Linked DNA regions of Homo sapiens: region 2 is linked to region 1. Evidence: read pairs that join two places in POLR2A ChIA-PET (ENCODE). Cell type or tissue: A673. All regions are shown on one strand. Links, peaks and the distances in the headings refer to the core of each region. The heading gives the core; the rest is flanking DNA.

What was found. ChIA-PET counts read pairs that join two places held together with the same protein. Peaks named below come from ENCODE experiments on the same cell type or tissue, not always from the same donor. Only the 100,000 strongest peaks of a DNase experiment are listed, where the experiment ranks them.
Region 2: POLR2A ChIA-PET joins it to region 1 with 11 read pairs; 2 of 35 experiments call an interaction of 5 or more read pairs at or near these places.

What each region holds. Positions count from the first base shown.
Region 1 is chr1:8,450,340-8,455,712 of GRCh38, reverse strand. All of the region lies in intron 11 of RERE (arginine-glutamic acid dipeptide repeats), which reads left to right. Among named protein-coding and RNA genes, the nearest start is that of RERE-AS1, 28 kb to the right of the region's middle. RefSeq lists an enhancer at 4,797-5,296. In A673, for the core only: no CTCF peak of the experiment used is centred there; no DNase peak of the experiment used is centred there.
Region 2 is chr1:8,606,892-8,612,264 of GRCh38, reverse strand. All of the region lies in intron 4 of RERE (arginine-glutamic acid dipeptide repeats), which reads left to right. Among named protein-coding and RNA genes, the nearest start is that of SNORD128, 110 kb to the right of the region's middle. In A673, for the core only: no CTCF peak of the experiment used is centred there; no DNase peak of the experiment used is centred there; H3K4me3 peaks cover 239 bases; H3K27ac peaks cover 3,342 bases.

The DNA.
Region 1 (5,373 bases), core at 108-5,107:
AATAAGAAAATATCATTTGAGTGGGTGGAACAGAAGAGAAACCTCACATTGCTTCAGTGCAGTGACCTCTTTGGCTGAGCTCTTGAGCTGCCACCGTCTAGGGAGAATTAATTAACTGGATGTGTCCCTGTTCTTTTCCTCTCAGTAGCTTGCTTTGGAAGGAGCAACCAACTCCTTCCAGTTTGTGGTTTTATTTTCTAAATTCCAATTAAAAAAACTCGTTCATTGCCAACATCACCTGATGTGTACTGATGATACGTGTGGTTGAGATGTTCTATTATGGGAGAATGAGTGATGGAGAAGGAAAGAGCTCAGTGGGCAGCACAGGTGAATCTGGCTGTTCTAACACACCTTCCCATACAACTCAGCACTGTTCCCCCAGTTCAGGAATCGTGCTCCCTTGTGATCTCGCCACTGCACTCCAGCCTGGGTGACAGAGCGATACCCTGTCTCTAAAAAATAAAAAATAATAATAAAAAAAGGAATCATGCTGCTAAGAACACCAGGAAGATTGTTATTCTGAAAATAGGAGGATGCCCAGAGTTGCCCTGAACAGCTTCGTCACCACTGCCCCGTGTCCCTCCTGGCTCTGCTGTCTGAGGGCTGCTGACGTCCTGGCACCTGAGCTCTCTGGGGAAGGCACAGTTACCTCCTGAAGAAGATAAGCCAGGCTCTTCTCTTTCCTATATGGAAAACTCATTTTTGGGGTGGGTTGGTGGGCAGAAGCAGGAAAAACAGGCCTGGTGGTTTGTGGAGAGAAAACTGGCCTGAGAGTCAGAGGTGTGGGTATCAGTACTCAGATTGGCTGCCACCTGTGTGGCCTCAAGAAAGTATGATCTCCCCACTCCCCTTCTTGAGTCTTCAGTTTTGTGGGGGTTTTTTTTTGTTGTTTGTTTGTTTGTTTGTTTGAAACAGAGTCTTACCCTGTCGCCCAGGCTGGAGTACAGTGGTGCGATCTTGGCTCACTGCAACCTCCACCTCCCAGGTTCAAGCGATCCTCCCGCCCCAGCCTTCCAAGTAGCTGGGATTACATCCTCACACCACCACGCCCAGCCAATTTTTGTATTTTTAGTAGAGATGAGGTTTCACCATGTTGGCCAGGCTGGTCTCGAACTTCTGACCTTGTGATCCACCTGCCTCGGCCTCCCAAAGTGCTGGCATTACAGGCGTGAGCCACCACACCCAGCAAGTCTTAAGTTTTTTTTTTTAATCTAAAAAATTATAGGAAAAGGAGAAGGAAAGGGAAGGGGAAAATTCTGAGGTGCTGGCAGCTGTGTTTGACAGGAGGTCAGGATTAAGCCCATCTTGGTCTGCTGCCTGCCCCATCCTTTCACTTCCCAGGTGAAAAATTGGCCACATGATTTATCTAAAGCTAACAGAGTCATTCCTGTTTAAGAAATTTGAAAACACACGTGTACACATGCATGTGTGCGTACACACACACACAGTGTCCTTTTGTTACTGAAAGTTCTGGGATCTCCCTTGAAGCTGATTTGTAAGTTTTGATCATACTTTTATTTTTCTAAGCTTTGCCATTGACAGTAATGAAACCAAATCTCCTAGGCTACAGAGATGCAGGCTAATGAGTACCATAGACTCCACCAGAGTGGGAGGAAGGATGGCCCATCACTGCAGCCATGCTCTGTGCTCTTCTGTCCCTTGTGCTCCCCTCAACAGCAGCTTGGAGTCTTCTCTGGGAGCCACTGTTTAATATTAAAATCTGTGGAGGTGTCACACATTTGCTAATAAACTGTTTTCCAAACAGACATGTTCATCCTAAATATTACTCATTTTCTTTTTTCAGATAGGGCCTCTAATTAATTAGGGTGACAGAGCTAAGTAAGCTTGGTTATCCAATTTTAAAAGAGAATTTTAGAAAATGAATTAAAAAAAAATTTTTTTTTGAGACAGAGTCTTGCTCTGTTGCCCAGGCTGGACCAGTGCAATGGTGTGATCTCAGCTCACTGCAACCTCTGCCTCCCGGGTTCAAGTGATCCTCCCACTTCAGCCTCCCCAGTAGCTGGGACTACAGGTGTGTGTCACCACACCCGGCTAATTTTTGTATTTTTAGTAGAGACAGGGTTTCACCATGTTAGCCAGGCTGGTCTTGAACTCCTAACCTCAAATGATCTGCCCACCTTGGCCTCCTAGAGTGCTGGGATTACAGGTGTGAGCCGCCATGCCCGGCCTAAGGAGATCTTGATAAGCAAAGGTTTGGGAAACTGGTTGACCTCGACCAAAAACCCACCTAACATTAATCTAAGAAATAAAGGAGCTTTGCCTAGAGAAGACCTGGAGCTTTGATCTGTGGTGATCTCTCCCACGTTGAAGTCTTGATTTCATCAGGCAGAGCTGTTCCAATTCTCAGAGCAGCTTAAAGAGTGGGGTGGGCTCTGGATTTTTGGGATCCTACTGCTCAGTTCAGTCCATGGAAATGAAATTCTCCAGTCCTTTAGCAATAACAAAAGTAGAAAATTATTTTCAGATCGTCCTTTGAGACAACCCAACTTCTTTGTCAGCTTCATAGTCACTTTCCAAGTTTATGACCCCAGAGCAATCTGACCTTGGTAGCTTGTCTCCCTCATTAAATTCTCTGACTTCATAATCAGCTCACATTCCCTTCCTCTCTCTCCCTCTCTTTTTAAATATCTGTAAAACATTCAAATGATCCACGTAGATTTATCTTGCTTTTAGGCCACACTCTGAGATGTGTAATCCGGTTGCTCACACATTTAGAGGAGTCCATGAGCATCACGCCATGCTACTCTCCACTGGTTTGAACATCTTAGGCACTCAGGCATTCCGTTACGAAGATGGGCATGTGTACGGGTGCACTCTACTGAGCCTGAGTATCTTCACAAAAGGGGTGGTGGATTCTTGAAGGTGAAGAGCAAACATTTTTGTCTGTTTCTGGATAATTAAATTTACCTTAAAAATATACATGGAAAAAGGAAGGTCTTTATTTTTCATCTTATACTGAATTTAATTCTACTGCGTTTCCATTCCTACTCTTGTGTGCAGGGCTCTGCTGGATGTTTGAGACCGTTGTATCCACTGTTTGCTCTCATAATTCTTCCTCTAGTTGAATCTTCTGTTCCTATCATTGTTAGTTTGTTCTTCTATTATTCAAGTGACTTTTTTTTTATTTGGCTTAGTTTTTTGGAAACAAGACTTAGAAAAAACATTATTGATTTCTGTGTACAAAAGGAAGGGAGCGTATCAGTGACTTTAAACAAACAGCATTTGTTCTTTCACTGCTAAGATCTCTGCAGGAGTTACCACCAACCTTGGTAACTGCTTGGCAGTATGGCAGGTGACATGCCATCCCACTGTGGTATCCTTGACTGATTTGGGTAGTGGGTGTAAATGAGTGCTTGAGTTGGATTTATCACCACAGAATCTAGAGAGGGGACAGCAGCCACACAATTGAAAATTTGTTTTGAGTGCCTCTTTTGCTTCAGATGGTGTTCTGGGGCTCACAGGGCCTGCTGAGGTGAGCAGCTTGCTCCCTGCTCTTGGACAGGGAGATCAGGAAGGGTGCTGTAGAGGAGGCTTATTTGAGAGGACCTTGAAGGATGGATAGGATTTCACCGGGCAGAGTTGACAGAGGTTAGTTAATTGGAGAACAAGGGCTAAAAGAATTTGAGTGGTTGGTTAGTAGCAAGTTGTTGCCCAGTTTGGATGAAGCTTATGGGTGGGGGAGGATGTGAGGTAGCTAATTCAGAGCCTTCCACTTTTGACTGAGAAGTTTATGTTTAATTCAACAGGAAACGAGGAAAAATTATATATTTTTGAATGTGTGGGGAAGGATAGGACTGGAGCTGCCCTTGAAGACCAGTCTGGCAGTAGCATTGGAAGAGTGGAGGTGGGCTGAGGACGTCTTGTAAACTTGGCTGTGCGTTAGAGTCATCGGGAGAACTTGAAAATGCCCCAATGCTGGCCTGTACCCCAGCAAGTCAGAGCAGAATCCCTAGGGTGGGACATGGGCATCCAGGCCCTGAGAACTACTGGACTGGATCAGGACTATGCCCCTAGTGAGAGACGTTGAGAGCTGTCGGTGTACAGCAGCACTTCACACTATTAGCACGCTGGAGTCACATGAGGAACTTCAGACACACAGAGCAGAAACTTGGGTCCAATTTAATTCATCTGGGGTACAAGTTTCCAGTGTCCCAGGATGTTAGGACACTAATATGCAGCCAAAGTGGGTGGAAGATTGGGCTAGAAAATTGGTGGGAGGTCGGGATGTTGAGGCAAGGAGTATTTTTTTTGTTCTTTTTTGAGATGGAATTTTGCTCTGTCACCCAGGCCGCAGTGCAGTGGCACAATCTCAGCTCACTGCAACCTCTGCCTTCCGGGTTCAAGCTGTTCTCCTGCCTCAGCTTCCTGAGTAGCTGGGATTATAGGCATGTGCCACCACACCCCAGCTAATTTTTGTATTTTTAGTAGAGACGGGGTTTCGCCATGTTGGCCAGGCTAGTCTCCAACTCCTGACCTCAAGTGATCCACCCGCCTCAGCCTCCCAAAGTGCTGGGATTACAGGTGTGAGCCACCGCGCCCAGCTGAGGTAGTGAGTATTGACTGCATTGTTGACATAATGGATAGTTAAGCCCCAGGCTGCATAGAGAACATGGGGAACCAGTACAGAAGTGGTAGAGGAGTTGAGGGACACAGTCAAGAAGAGGGATGTTGTGGGGGTCATGGTAGCTGTGCAGTAAATAGGGAAAATCTGTAGTTTCACATCTTAGGTATGGCTACCGGTAGATGGCTAGGCTGGAATAAAGAGCACCAAGAATGGTAGACACAGACTATTAGAAGGGCCGTGGGCAACCTTTTCCACGTTCCTGAGAGTGCTGTCGAAAGGTAGGATGGAGGAAGAGACTTAGCTAGCTAGGAAGAGACTTTGGTGCTGGTCACAGGATAAGAAGGAGATGGGTTTGGCAAGTGGTTGACACTGTGATGGGGGAACCCGGATGGGCATGGTTGATGAGACGGTGAGACAGGATTGCTACTGTTGACAAAACAACTTCTGGCCCTATAACTGGAGGGGTTAAAAGGGATTCTGTGTGGATCTGAAAGTGAGAAAGCTGCAGCAGGGCTCGGGGGTTGGGGTATGAGGCCTTTTGGAGAACTGCGTGTGAGAGGACAGTAGGTCTCTAGGGGACGTCGTGCGAGGCATCAGTTGGGATTTGCTAAGGTGAGCTTCTGGTCAGAAGGACGTCTAGTCTGGACTGGGCTGGGAATACAGGAAGGGCTGGGAAGGAAGGAAGCGTGTGCTATGCTGGTCATTTAGGTCCCATGGAGAGGGAGGTGAGCGTTGCCTCCACACGCAGCTCTGCTGGGTGCTGTGCTTCTCGGTGGCTGTTGGAGCTC
Region 2 (5,373 bases), core at 157-5,156, 160 kb before region 1:
AGAGCTGCTGGGAGAAAAAATTGATTACAGGGTTGCAGACAATATCATTAACATTTCTTGCCATGATACACCAGATGTCTTCCCTAATAGACTATTTTTGTTAATTTAGTTTTTATAGGATAGCATTGATTGCATCATAATTTAACTTTCTTTGCATATTCAGGTATATGTGATCTGTGTTTCTACACTAATGATGGAATAAACATCAGATTTAATTTTGTAAGTTTTAACTTATCTGTTCATTTTTCTATCTGCTGGAGAGGCAACATTTTTACTTGTACTGAGAATCTGTTAGCTTGGATGTTTTCTAGTAAAAAGTACTGTGTTCAGTGGTGGGGAGGGAGTAGTGAGGGAGGTAGGAAGGCAAAGATAACATTGCCCAGAACCTCCCTAAACTGGTCAGAAATGATTCTACCCGCCAGCTGATTTACATAGAAACCACGTGGCACCATGACAGAGGCTCTAGCCAAAGCAGGAAAGGTGCAACCTTTCAAGGGGACATACGTGCACATTTATCTCCATTGTCAAGGGTGTGGCTCTGCAGCAGAGGACTCATGTTGGCTGCACCCATCCTCTTCCTCACTAGAAGATCAAGGACTAGTGAGGATATTAGTTAGTTAGCATTTTAATTCTTTTAGCCATGTCTTTTTGTGTGTTTGACCTCTTTTGAGTGGTTAACACACATAGTAGGACAGTATTGTAGGGGTGGTTTGAACTGTTTTATTTGAGTAGTGTTTTTTTGTTGTTGTTGTTTTTGTTTTGAGACAGAGTCTCACCCTGTCATGCAGGCTGGAGTGCAGTGGCATGATCTCGGCTCACTGCAACCTCCACCTCTTGGGTTTAAGCGATTCTCCTGCCTCAGCCTCCTGAGTAGCTGGGGTTACAGGTGTGGGCTACCACACCTGGCTAGTTGTTGTACTTTTAGTAGACAGTGTTTTTTGCCTTATTGGCCAGGCTGGTCTTGAACTCCTGACCTCAAGTGATCCTCTCATCTTGGCTTCCCAAAGTGTTGGGATTACAGGTGTGAGCCACTGTACCTGGCTGTGTATGTTTTGTTGTTGTTGTTTTTTGAGACAGAGTCTTGCTCCGTCACCCAGGCTGGAGTGCAGTGGCATGATCTCAGCTCACTGCAACCTCCGCCTCCCGGGTTCAAGCAATTCTCCTGCCTCAGCTTCCCGAGTAGCTGGGACTACAGGTGCATTCCACCACACCTGGCAATTTTTTTTGTATTTTTAGTAGAGATGGGGTTTCACTGTGTTAGCCGGTATGATCTTGACTGCCTGACCTCATGATCCCCCCACCTAGGCCTCCCAAAGTGCTGGGATTACACATGTGAGCCACCGTGCCCGGTGTATGGTTTTTTTTTTTTTAAATCATTATTTTTGTTTTGCATTTTCCATTAGGGAACTTTTTTTCTTTTGACATGTTTCTTGGTAACATAGGATATGTTAATTAACCTTTCTAACTCTTAGTTTTCTCACTTGTAGTATGGGTATAATAATAATACTATCTATGACAAAGGGTTGTTGCAAAAATTAAATAAAATAATTCATTAAATTTCTTAGCACCATACTTAGCATATAGCAAGCATACAATAAGCATTGTCTATTATCCTGTAAGACTTGAATTATACAAATTCTGGTCATTCTTTTTTTATTTATTTGTTTTTTGAGATGGAGTCTTGCTCTGTCGCCCAGAGCAACGTCTGGAGTGCAATGGTGCGGTCTTGGCTCATTGCACCTCTGCCTCCCGGGTTCAAGCGATTCTCCTGCCTCAGCCTCTGGAGTAGCTGGGATTACAGGCGTCCACCACCATGCCTGGCTAAGTTTTGTATTTTTAGTAGAGATAGGGTTTCACTATGTTGGCCAGGCTGGTCTCGAACTGCTGACCTTGTGATCTGCCCGCCTCGGCCTCCCAAAGTGCTGGGATTACAGGCGTGAGCCACTGTGCCCGGCCCAAATTCTCGTCATTCTTAATCTGAAATCCATAAAGTCTCTTGAAAGTTTTAGAGGGTCTGTGAACATCCTGAAACTGCTGGCAAAATCTTCTATATATGTACATTTTTCTGGAAAGAGGATCTTTACTTTTTGACTATGGATGCTAATCAGTAGATTGCTTAGGTGTTGAAAATAATTTAAAAGTTAAGATTAAAAACAGCGAAGGTTCTGCTGTTTGTCATTTAAAACCTCAAATCAGCCCGGGCATGATGGCTCACGCCTGTAATCCCCAGCAGTTTGGGAGGCTGGGGCGGTTCGGTCACTTGAGCTCAGGAGTTCAAGACTGGCCTGGACAACATGGTGAAATCCCATCTCTGCGAAAAAATGAAAAATTATCTGGGTGTGGTGGCATGTGTCTGCAGTTGCAGCTACTCAGGAGGCTGAGGTGGGAGGCTCGATTGAACTCAGTCAAACCGGTGTTAATAGAGTTATTTTTGCTGAAGTAAGGCACTTACCATTAGTAAGTATCACTTCTAACATTAGTGCTTTCCATGCTTGATACCATAGTACCATTTAAGAATTAAAAAAGAAAATTTATTATAAAATGCTCTTTTGGAAATGCTGATTGTATTACGTTTGTTACCTACTTGTTGCTTAGAAAGAACTCCAATCTGGTTGCTTTTTTAGTGGTGCAGAAGTTTAGAGAGGCTATATTGCTTTTTCATTATTTACTGTGGCTTCCCTGCTTTGGCATACTCCCCATTAAGTATGCCAAAAATAACCATCGATAAAGATCATGAGAGATTGCTTTTTATATTTGATTTTAGTGAAAGATATTAAGATGGCTGGATTTTCAGAAGAATTGCTAATACAAATGTTGGGATTAATCCAGCTACCCTAAATGAAAGATGATTACTAGCTGTCGACTTATAATGTAACAAATTAAGAAAGTTCTGAAAGCACCCAGCTGACCTATAATGCCAAGGCTGACTGCTACTGGCATCAGAGAACCCGGCTGGGCCTGCTTTCAGCTCTGTTCCTTTCACCTGGAGCAGTTGTCCCCATAAAAGCTAATTGTCAGTTAATTTATTCCTTTTTTTTTTTTTTTGGGAGACAGGGTCTTGCTCTTTTGCCCAGGCTGGAGAGCAGTGGTGCAGTCTCAACTCACTGCAGCCTCCGCCTCCCGGGTTCAAGCAGTTCTCTTGCCTCAGCCTCCTGAGTAGCTGAGATTACAGGCGTGTGCCACCACACCTGGCTAATTTTTGTATTTTTAGTAGAGATAGGGTTTCACCATGTTGGCCAGGCTGATCTTGAACTCCTGACCTCAGGTGATCTCCTGCCTCGGCCTCCCAAAGTGCTGGGATTACAGGAATGAGCCACCATGCCTGGCCTAATTTTTGTATTTTTAGTAGAGACAGGGTTTCACCATGTTGGCCAGGCTGGTCTCAAACTGACCTCAAGTGATCTTCCCGCCTTGGGTTCCCAAAGTGTTGGGATTACAGGCGTGAGCCACTGTGCCCAGTCAATTTATTCTTAAGACTGTCTTTTCATCATATTCATCATCTTTTTTCCAAAAGGGGCATCAAGCCGCATTTTTAGATCACAAATATCAATAAACCTATGCTTTTATAACTGCCTACGATTTAAATGCCTTTTTGTTTCCATAGGCATATATTAGATTTAATGATCCTTTGCAAGTTTTATTGAGCTTCTTGTTCTTTCAGGGATAGTGCATTGCTCTTTATTACTTACAGGCACTGTTAGGACTTTCAGCCCTGCCTTTCTTGGGGTGTTTCATGTTTTGGGGTTTTTTTGTTGATTTTACAGACAGGGTCTCACTCTGTCACCCAGGCAGGGGTGTAGTGGCACCATTCTGGCTCACTGCAGCCCCAACCTCCTGGGCTCAGGTGATTCTCCTTTCTCAGCTTCTCATGTAGCTAGGACTATAGGTGTATGCTACCTAAAATTTAAAAATTTTTTAAATTTTTGTAGAGACAGGGTCTCCCTATGTTGCCCAGGCTGGTCTTGAACTCCTGGACTCAAGGGATCCTCCTGTGTCAGTACCCCAAAGTGCTAAGATTACAAAGCCACTTGGCACAGCCCTTGTTCCGTACTAGTTGATTGAAAAAATATCTGAACAGCTGGGTGTGGTGGCTCATGCCTATAATCCCAGCACCTTGGGAGGCTGAGGAGAGAGGAGTGCTTGAGGCCAGGAGTTCAAGACCAGGTTGAACTGGTCAGACCAGTCTCTGACCAGACCCTGTCTCTACAGAAAGTAAAAAAAACAAAAACAAAAACGTTAGGCTGGGTGTGGTGGCTCACACCTATAATCCCAGCGCTTTGGGAGGCCGAGGTGGGTGGATCACTTGAAGTCAGGAGTTCGAGGCCAACCTGGCCAACATGGCAAAACCTTGTCTCTACTAAAAATACAAAAATTAGCCAGGCGTGGTGGCGGGCGCCTGTAATCTCAGCTACTTAGGAAGTTGAGGCAGGAGAATCGCTTGAACTCAGGAGGAAGAGGTTCCAGTGAGCCGAGATCACACCACTGCACTCAAGCCTGGGCAACAGAGCCAGACTCCATCTCAAAAAAAAAAAAAAAAAAGCCAGATATGGTGTTGTGTGGCTGTGATAGTACCAGGCTCTAGTACCAGCTACTTGGGAGGCTGAGGCAGGAGGATTACTTGAACTCAGAAGTTCAAGGTTACAGTGAGCCAAGATCACACCACTGCACTGCAGCCTCGACGACAGAGCGAGACTCCGTCTCAAAAAAAAAAAAAAAAAAAAAAAAAAAAAGAAATATATATAAAAACAAATATGCGGGGCTTCTCCTAGGCTTTATTTTTAGCAATAGAATTGCCAAAGACATTTCAGGCCATGGAAGTAAGCTTGTGGTTTTACTTATTCTAACTTTGTTTTTAGGATATCGTAGTATTTTTTGATGGGAATATCTTTTTTTTTTTTTTTTGGAGACAGGGTATCTCCCTGTGTCACCCAGGCTGGAGTGCAGTGGCCTGATAATGGCTCACTGCAGCCTCAACCTCCCAGTCGCAGATGATCCTCCTACCTCAGCCTCCTGAGTAGCCGGGAATACAGGCGCCTGCCACCATACCCAGCTAATTTTTAAATTTTTTTAGAGACGGGGCTTTGCCACATTGCCCAGGCTGGTCTCGAACTCTTGGGCTCAAAGAATTCACCTGCCTCAGTCTCTGAAAGGGTTAGGGTTACAATTGTGAGCCACTGCGTCTGGCCGGCAATATCTTCTATAAATATCAAGGCCTTCAATGGAAGAAGAGATGGTACTCTTTCCCAAGGATATTAAATGTTTCTAAGGACTGGAGTGAAGTTGAAGTAATACACTTAAAGTTAATCCTTTTTTAGAGTCTATATAAATTATTATGCCTGGTGCCTGGAAGTTGCATTTTCAGTTCTTATCTTT